Regions from separate parts of the Mus musculus genome. Here region 1 is linked to region 2. A link is a loop called in an ENCODE intact Hi-C map of the cell type or tissue named here. Cell type or tissue: heart. All regions are shown on one strand. Each heading gives the region's core, and the rest is flanking DNA. Links, peaks and the distances in the headings are about the cores only.

Region 1 (5,031 bases), core at 951-3,450, 150 kb before region 2:
TGAGCGTGTCCTTCAGCACATGGACCAGGCAGCATGTCTTACAGGTTCACGTCCTAACTGCACTTTATACCAGCTGTGGCTTTGTAAGGTGGATAGAATGCTAGTCCATGCCTCTCTGGGCTATTGTGAGAACTAAATGACTTAGTGTCTGTATTCTAAGTAAGCACAGGGTGCATTATAAAGCTGCTTCTTGTCACTATTATGTACTGACATGGAACAGTGCTCATGATATAATAGTGTGTAGAAGAAATACTGTGTAATATGATTTGGCTTGTAAAAAGATAGATAGGGGCCAATAAGATGGCTCAGTGAGTAAAGGCTCTTGTTTTACCTATGAGCACGTGGATCACAGACAACCATAAAGCACGCGCAAGACTATGAGGAGTTCGTCAGAGTATGTTGGGTTCAGTTAGCCTCATTGTGTGTCCGCTTCCATTTGTAGACAATGGTCGCAGTCCCTTCTACTGCATCTCTCAGGATGATTTTCTGTTCACTAATAGGGTTTGATTAATATGATGTTCCATTTTATTGCATATATCAGGGATAAGTTCTTCAGTTAACAGTATCTGAGAGGAAAATTGTTGTTGATTCATTTTGAGAGAGTAGTCACCTGTGGTGAATGCTGTCAAGAGGTCAAGTAGCCCTTTGGATTTGGAGAAGTGGTCTTTGATGGTTTCAGTGAGTGAGGATGAGGATGGTGGCCACCCTGCAGCTGCTTGAAAGGGAGTGAAAGGATCTGGAAATGGAGACGTGTAGCGTAGAGGCAGCATTTCTGAGAGGTTTGTAAAGGAAGACGCAGTAGTGAAGGGGGTCCTGGGTGAGGGACTTAATCTTTTTTAGATGTCCTTAAGTATAACTGCATATAGGAAAGTGTTGGGGAGGGGAGACTGGGACAAAAGTGTGAGGAAAATGTGGCCAGGAATTCGAGAACCTGGGTAAGTAGCTCTAAAAGGAGATGCAGTGTTCCTGTGGTACCTTTTCTCGAAAAGTTCTTCCTCTTTTCCTCTTCTTTTCTTCCTTCTCCTCCTCTTCCTTCTTCTTTCTTCTTTCTTCAGCCATGTTTGATGGTGCATACCTTCCTAGAACACAGACAGGCAGATCTCTCTGAGTTCCAGGCCAGTGTACTCTATGTAGACAGCTCCAAGCCAGCTAGTGCTGTAGAGTAAGAAAAGGACAAAGTTAAAATGACATTTTACTTGGGCAACACACACACACACACACACACACACTATATACATGTGTGTATATTTATGTATATGTGTATATATATACACACACACAGCATAAGGAGGCCGCTTGTTTTTCCATTCTCCCCAACAAACTCCCAAGTTAATAGTAAGTTCAGTTCTTTTTAGCTATAGGTTTTGGGGTAGCCTTTGAACTTTTATTATTATTTCGATAGGGGCTCACATTGTACCTAGTCTTTCTTGGAACTCCTTATGTAGCTCTGACCTGAAGTCCTCCTGCCTGAGCCTTATGAGTGCTGAGATTATAGGCCTGCACTACACACCTGGCTGCCTTATACCTTTTTTTTTTTCTTTTGAGATAGAGACCATTATGTAGCTCTGGCTGTCCTGGAGCTACTATATAGACCAGGGTTGATTGAACTTGCAGCTATGCCCCTGCCTTAGCTGTCAGAGTGCCCGGATTACAACTGTGTCTCCCCAAGCGTGGTCTTGGTACCTTTCTTATCTGGCAAAGATTTTGGTGAGTTAGCTTCTTTCCAATTGTCATGATAAGATACTATGAGTAACACAGTTTGTGGAAGAAAGGCTTATTTGACTTACAGTTCCAGAGGGACGATAATCCACAATGGCAGAGCAGAGGTAGGTGGCAGCAGGCTGCTGGAGCAGCAGCAGACAGGGCACTTCACAGGAAACAGAGCAAACTTGGAATGGCAAAGAGTTGCAGGTCTTTTTGAAAACCTCAAAGCCCCTAGTGATGTTCTTTCTCCAGCAAGGCCATACCTCATTCTCAAAGACCATCAGGGACCAAGTATTCAATTGCCCAAGACTTACATAAATCATTACATTTGGTGATGTTTGAATACACAGAGTCTTTGTTAGCTTAAGATCTTGTTTACTGTCAAGTCAACATTTAAAAAATGTTCTTAGCTGGGCAGTGGTGGCGCATGCCTTTAATCCCAACACTTGGGAGGCAGAGGCAGGTGGATTTCTGAGTTTGAGGCCAGCCTGGTCTACAGAGTGAGTTCCAGGACAGCCAGGACTACACAGAGAAACCCTGTTTCGAAAAACAAAAACAAGACCAAACAAAAAGTTCTTATCAATATATATGATTTTAACCAGATTGGGGTGTGCACTCGTATGTGTATATATGTGTGTGTGTATGTGTGTGCATGTATAAATAAATGTAACATGTTCAGTCCATTTAGTGGTGCTTATATGTGTATGTATTTAGGACTGATCACGTGGAATCAGATAACTTATTAGGGCACTTGTCCTAGAAGAAGGCTAGTTCTACCTCTCTTAACAACCTGTAGCTCTTCATCTATAGGAGTGTAAATAAAGCAATGTCTTACCCGTGTCAAAGCCTGTAAATTACAACAATAACGGCCAAGATACGCTCACAGGTAGACTTGCGGCCTGTTTGGTAGATGGGAATTCATCCTTGTTCCAGTAAATATAGCCCTGCCTGTGGGTGGTGAGGTCATGAACTCCAGAGGATAACCAACACTGCCACATTCCTAAACCTGTAAAATTTCCAACCACATTCTAAATATCTATTCAGAGCCCCAGAAGGATTTAGGCAAGTTACAATAGCATTTGGGAAATAGCTGAGATTATGAAAAGTGTATTGAGGGGTTAGGGAGCTGGCTCAGTTATTGAACTGTTTGCTATGTAAGCGTGAAGACCTGAGTTCAGATCTCTAGAACCCACACTAAAAGCCAGGCATTATGCTATATGCCTGTAATCCTGGCTGTAGTGAGATGGAAGCAGGATCCCTGGGGATTGCTGGCCGTGTACTCCAGGTCAGTAGGTGAGCTCTAGGTTCAGTGAGAGACTTTGTCTGAGAAAGGAAGACAGGCCCCACCTTTGACTTTTGCCCTTCATGTGCACATGCACACACACATAACACGCACACACGTACATACACATACCCACTCACACATGTGTACTCGGACATGTATACACATACCTTAAAATGTGTTGAATTTTCTTGGTAAGAAGAAGCTAGAAAAGAGGTCTAGTGTTAGGAAATGTAACCATTGAAGTACTGGGCTGAGGTAGAGGGCCTTCATCACTCAGTTAATGTATGTGCTGTTAAGGAAAAAGGAGAGCTGTGCTTACATTATTAATCTAGGAGAAGTGGGAGTTTCAAGATTAAAGTTCGAAATTGTATATGTTAATAAAATATTGCTTTAATACCATCAAATGGAAAGTTATACTGTGCATATGGGTTTTTTATTTTTAGATTTTTAAAGACATAATTTTAAACAATGTTTAAATAAGTCTTTAAACTTTATTTATTTTATGTTTATGAGTGGTTGCTTTCATTTATGTCAGTGCACTGCATGTGTGCCTAGTGCTGGCAAAAGTCAGAAGAGGGTATCTGACCCCTGGAATAGGAGTTATAGGTGGTTGTAAGCAACAGTAGGAATGCTGGGAATCAAACCCAGGTCCTCTACAAGTGTTCTTGACTGCTGAGCCACCTCTTCAGCTCACTCAAATCGTTCTAAGACTGTCAAAAAATCAATTCGTAAGTCAGGAAAAAGTCATTTTTAAAGATTGTTGCTTTGGTTTTGTGTTTGGAAAAGTCTTATAAAATGGTATAAATGACATATGATATGCACGAAAACAATGTACAAATGTATAACTGAGTTAAGTCTTATGAAATGTACATATCCATGAAATTGGTACCCAAATCAACAAATGATTATAAACAATTGACTAGCCCCTAAATCCGGTGGGCGGACATGACCTCAGTTCAGTCACTCCAGGGCTGCTGCTGAACCTCATTGTGGCACCTCTGAAAGTGGTGCTTGTGTTGTCCTTAGAGTGAAAGGATTGTATGGCACATATGTTGTTTCTGTGTTCCTTGTGTAATAGAGCTGTGATCCTGAACTACATCATTTTATGAGCAAATATGACATTATATAATAATGTAATCTATTGATACATGCTATATAAACGTTGACCAGATATTTGTAGATTGACTGTAAATTAGGCATTTATTTTGAAACTTTTTAATGTTTACACCACTTTACTTTTATTAGCATAGACCCTTAGATGGAGACATTGTAGGCTAGAATGCAGTTTTAAAACTTATTTGACCTACTTATACTTTACATTGAGAAAATAGTCACTATATTTTTGGCACTTACTTTTAAGGCAAAGAAATGTTTATGAAGACAGTTTTGTCAGATCATTGACAGATTAGTGATAAAGAATGAGCGCATGCATGTGTGCGTGCATGTGCACATGTGCGTCTTGCCCTCAGGAGGATGTCAGATTCCCCGCTGTATCATTCTCTGCCTCATTCCCTTTTGAGACAGGCATTTCACTGACACACCTGTCGCTGTCCTCTGCAGTGCTAGCATACAGGCACGTGCACCCATGCCCAGCTTTATGCTTGCTGACTGGGATCTGGACCAAGCTCTCTTGTTTGTATAGTGTGTGCTCTTACCCACCAAGCCACCTTCTCAGCCTCCGATCTCTTTTTTTCAATCAGTGCTGATAACTGCGATTAAAGTTTTTATGGTTGAAAAAAATTTAAACTATTGGTAAATTTACTGATTTTTGTTTTTTTCCCAACCCCTGTTTTCAGAAGAAAATGTATTTTTTGAAGAAGTTTTGTATGTATAACGCTAAGGATTGAGTAGAGGGCACGTAGTAAGCAAGCATTCGGCCACTGAACCTCAGCTCTGACCCTTAAAAGAACTTAATCTTTTTTTTTAGATTTATTTATTTATTATATGTAAGTACACTGTAGCTGTCTTCAGACACTCTAGAAGAGGGCGTGAGATCTCATTATGGATGGTTGTGAGCTACCATGTGATTGCTGGGATTTGAA
Region 2 (5,031 bases), core at 1,495-3,994:
CCTAATCTTTTTTGGCTTCTATGTCAAGGAACTGTCTATGCTTTATTCAAATCCTTTGTATTATTTTCCATTTCTGATTCTCTAAGATATGGAGACAAGCCAACCTTTGTGTATTTCTCTTCCCTGTCTTTCCCAGGCACTGGGCCCAATGGTCTCTGCACAAGGTCTTTTTTAATTCTCAGGCCTCTGGAGACGCTAACTACACACCTCTAACAGTGGAGATACGTAAGGCACATTTTACTGGCACCTGACCAAGCAACTATAGTACTTTCAATCCCTAGAATCCAAAATTCCTAGGAGACATCTTAAGACAAGGGTGAGGCCCAGGTCCTAGTGGCCTCTAGGGTGGACGGACATGGGACCACGGAAGCCAGTCAGGGGCTGAATCCCAGGGAGGAATGCCTACCACATGAGATGGCTTAGGGTCAGAGAGGAACGAACCTTCCACTTTACTTTGGTGATGTAATTTCCTTACGAGTTTTAAATGTGAGGCACAGAGAACCTAAATAGTTGAAGGAAGCAAAAGACCAGCTGTTGGGCCTCTTCCTGGAATGGTCTTACCTTAGACTGTCATGAAGTCCCCTCCCAAATGCCATTCTGGTGTTTCCTCATAAGAACTTCCTTAAAATTTGAACACCCCATGCCCAACCTTGGGGTTCTCATCTTTCAGCTACCTGGTTTCCACAGAGCTAGAACCCCAATTGTGCCAGGGGTGGTGATGGTAGGTAACACATGCCTTTAATCCCAGCATTTGAGAGGCAGAGGCAGGATTATCTCTGTGAGTTCAAGGCCATTCTGGGCTACACAGTGAGCTCCAGAATAGCCAAAGTTACATAATAGGCCTGCCTCAAAAACAAACAGCCCATATGCCAACAGACTTAAAATTATGCTTCCAACACCTGAGACCCTAAAATGCTGCCTTTCTAGCAACAGGCAGCACTTAGACACATAGCCTGCTCTGACCCTTTCCCAAGGTCTCTCTTTCTAGGAAGCGTGTGCGAGGCTCAGATATGCAAAGAAGGCTGTTAAAATTGTGCCCATAATGGAATACAACAGAGTGGAAACAGGAGGGAAACGAGGAAGGCAGGAACCAGTTACCCTCAAAGCCAACAAACTCTACTGGACATCTTGGGGGAATTCAAGAACTCCAGAAAAAAGAAACTGGTTTTCAGATTATCAGAAAGATCTAGATAAAAGGATAAGAAATTTATATAATAATTTGGTTGTTTTTATTTTTGAGACACTATGTAGCCCAAGTTGGCCTGGCATTCATATTGTTCCATCCCAGCCTACAGAGTATCTGAGGCTTTAGACATGCCCCACCATGCCCTTTGGTTTGTTATTTTTTAAGATTACAAACCTGTATTTGGTCTTCAGCGGTATTACTGACTCGGTCGGTCCCTTCAAATATCAGATGTCCCTGTCCCTGACCACCTCCTATTATAACCATAGCTCCCCTTGATATTTGTCATCAGTCAACCTACATTCACTTGCATACCATCTGTCCCCATTGTAAGTTCCACACCCCTCAGTCTTTTATCACCTCATTCTTAATATCTGGTGCATGACTGGCACAGAGACGTTACTCAGTTTCTTATGAAGGAAAGGAGTAACACACCTTAAGGGCTAGGCCAAGGGGTCACAGAGAGGGCTAACTAATCCAGAGATACAAAAGAAAAAGGCCAGTGTGACAATTCTGAGGATGACCTATTCACTTCAAGATATCTCACAAGGCACCCGAGGTACAAAAGGTGGCCATAGGAAAATTCACTATCACTTTCTTACTTGTGGACACAAGCTTAGTTGATCCGGATACTTGAGAGAACATAGGAGCATGAGGCTGAGTAGGCTGAGGGCAATATAGCATCTGAGCTGTGGGGAGGGAGTCCAACCTGAAGGAATCAACCCAACAAAGGGTGGAGGGATGTCAATGCCAAAGAAACCTTGACTCCAAGGCAGCAGAGCCCAGCCAACTGTGGGAGAGGGCGTCCTGTCCCCTCGTAGGAAGCCCTCCAGCAATAGCTCCCTAGACGGTGGGGCCTCCGGAGGCGTGCGTGCTTCTGGCTCCTGTGGGCCTTGACAATCACAATGTCCTACCTCCTGGCTCTTTTCTCCCACCTACTTCGAATTCCCAATGTGAAAACTGCGAGAAGGAGCCCCCTGGAACTTTCCAGGAACAAGATAAATCTGTAACGACTATGCCAACGGACTCCGCTTCCGTAGGATACGGGGGCCGAGAGCGGCCAAACGTTGCCCCGGCCCCCTCAACGACCTCGAGTGCGGCCTGAGGTCCCGGGCGGCACTCGTTTCCGGACCCAGCTCGGAGGTCTGGCTCGCCGGGGGATGGGAACCGCGGAGCGCCCACCAGCACCGGGACCCCGGCTCTGGCAGCTCACACGCTCGCAGGGGCGGTCCCGGGAGTCGGCCCCGCCTCGGGGCGGAGCCTCTTAGCTCCTCCTCCTCCTCCGGGGCGGAGGCTGTTGGTGCGCGGCAGGCTCCGGATACTGACTAGTCACAAACTTGAAGGAGGTGGACATTCAAGCCGCCTAGGATGAGGAGGTGCGGCCGCCTCTCGGGGCCGCCATCGCTGCTGCTACTACTGCTGCTGCTCTCGCCTCTGCTCTTCTCGGGGCCCGGCGCTTACGCGGCCCGGCTCTCAGTGCTCTACTCGTCCTCTGACCCGCTGACGCTGCTGGATGCTGATTCGGTGCGTCCCACTGTGCTCGGCTCCAGCAGCGCCTGGGCGGTGGAGTTCTTCGCCTCCTGGTGTGGCCACTGCATCGCCTTCGCCCCGACGTGGAAGGAGCTTGCTAACGACGTGAAAGGTGAGAAGTGGAGGCCTTCCCCGACCCACCGGCAGGTCCTGCCAACCGTCCCGCTAGCTCGTCCCCTCCCTCGCGGCTTCCTTGGTCCATCGCAGTCCCTCCCCTCCCCCAATCCATAGCCTTTAAGTTCTCCCTGGCCGCGTCCCCTCAGTCCTCTGCTCCTGCGTCTTCCTCTGACAAGTCTTTGTCTCTATCCTTCGAGAGGGTTTTCTTGTTCCCTGTGCTCTTCTCTGAGCCTTTCTCCAATCCAGCTTTGTAGCAGCCTCCTTCCTCATCCAGGGATCCCTTCTTGCCAACTTCCCTAGTAGTCGAGGTGGAACAGTGCTGGATAGAGAGTTGGCATTCATTCTACCGCCCCCACCACTTTTCTCCACCCCCCGTGGCAAGTTACATAGTTGGTATACACATTTCCTTTCTCATCCTTACCTATGAGGTAGATGTCTGTCTTCATCGGGTGGTTTTCCTCTTTGCCTGTCCAGTCCAGGCTTCTCTTGACCTGCTACCTCTAGCACCTTAGCTTCCAGGCCACATTCTTATTTCTCTTCTCCTTGGGTCTGGACTCGCTTAGACCTTAGCCTTTAAGCCCATGAGACTAAACTATATGTATGCCTGTGGTGTGTGATTGGCCCGTGCTCCATGCTCCAGTCACTGGTCTGGCTATTCCTCCATTCTAAAATGCCAATTACGGGACCCACTCTTCATTTAATTACAGCCTAAGGGGTAGCAGGATAAGAAAACCACCAAACGTATAGGGATTTTTAAAGTGTGCTGTATTATAGGAATGTTAAAATATTGAAAAATTAAGACTTGCAGATGAGGGAACATAATAATGGTAATTATTATAGACCAAGTGCTTAAATAGTAGACTCTGTACTGTGGACACGACAGAATTTCCTCTCTACAGCTTAAAGATTCCCTGCTATACACACATCTTTCTAACTCAAGTCAAGGGTGCTGGGGGTGGGTAAGGGGAGGGGTGGGGAGCAGGAGTGGCATGGTTGTGGGGACTGGTTCCTGACTTTGTCACTTCTCTGATGAGTGTGTTTCCTAGTTTGTGGTGCCAGGCAGGGGACTAGCAGAGCTCTTAACCCGAAGTAATAGTTGGATGAGAAAACTGTGTCTTAGTTAGGGCCAGGCGTTCTAGAGACAGGAAAACTAGCCCCTCAGCCCCTCTCCTGTGTAGTTGATGGTTCTCCACAAGCTCAGATGGGTGTAAAGAGCGCCTTTGTCCAAGGTCATCTTGGACTTCATCTCCCCCTCCCCTGAGCGGCTGGCAAAGTGCTTACTGAAGTGGTCTCATGGAATGGTGTGTAGTTTTCAAAAAAAAAAAAAATTTTTTTTTTTCTTCAAGACAGGATTTCTCTGTGTAGCCCTGGCTGTCTGGGAACTCACTCTGTAGACCAGGTTGACCTTCAACTCACAGAGATCCACCTGCCTCTACCTCTTGGGTGCCACCACTGCCTGTCCCCCAAAATAAGTTTTAGCCGCACCTAGAAGCTCTTTTCCCTTGCTTCCAATTTATACTTAACCCACATGCCTCTCCGTCCCCATCATCCGTGTGACGGGTCCTTCACACTATTTTAATGATGTCAGCACATTTGGTCAGGGCAAGAGGGAGAAAGAATGTGGGCTCTGGAGCTGAAACACTGAGGGCAAGTCATGCCAGAACAGTGCAGGCCCAGACATCAGAAAAGTCCCCCATCTGTTTCTAAGTTGAGTCTCTTAAGAGGTCTCTAAGGGCAACATATGGGCTCGCTCTAGAATAGGTGCTTGCATTTTAAGAGGGCTAAAGGGAAAGATTAGCTTCCAGCTGACTCACATGCTTGGCCTCTCGCAACCCGGAGTTCTCCTGTGAGCTGCATAGCCAGGCACTGACACAGCCTGTTTATATACGAACATTTCCAAAAAGGGTCTTGCAGGGAGCGACAGTCCTTCTCCGAAAAGAAAAACAAAAGCAAATCTTAACTTGTGGAAGGAGAAATGGAGACATCAGAGGCTAAACCAGGAGGAAATGGGAGGTAGGGGGTTTCAGTGGAAACTAGGGGGGTCTCTTTCTGACTATGGGGGTGAGTCTTTCCTTTAGCAAGATTGTAGAGGTGGAGGGCAGGATCTGGAGTTGGCCTGAAACAGCGAGCAGTGTCTTTCACAGTTCCCCTCTGGAGAGGCTAGGGCTTGTCTCACTTCTGAGGTTCCCTGAGGAAGCATG

The links. Peaks named below come from ENCODE experiments on the same cell type or tissue, not always from the same donor. Only the 100,000 strongest peaks of a DNase experiment are listed, where the experiment ranks them.
Region 1: a loop joins it to region 2, with 3 times the contacts of the local background. A loop is called at or near these places in 3 of 42 quality-filtered maps.

What each region holds. Positions count from the first base shown.
Region 1 is chr1:155,964,716-155,969,746 of GRCm38, reverse strand. The region is part of intron 1 of Cep350 (centrosomal protein 350); the gene reads left to right. Among named protein-coding and RNA genes, the nearest start is that of Cep350, 6.0 kb to the left of the region's middle. In heart, for the core only: no CTCF peak of the experiment used is centred there; no DNase peak of the experiment used is centred there.
Region 2 is chr1:155,810,320-155,815,350 of GRCm38, reverse strand. It overlaps Qsox1 (quiescin Q6 sulfhydryl oxidase 1), which reads left to right and starts at 2,452. Exons shown (of 12, transcript NM_001024945.1): 1 at 2,452-2,825. The coding sequence starts at 2,552. In heart, for the core only: no CTCF peak of the experiment used is centred there; a DNase peak (open chromatin) is centred at 2,460; H3K4me3 peaks cover 2,322 bases; H3K27ac peaks cover 1,591 bases.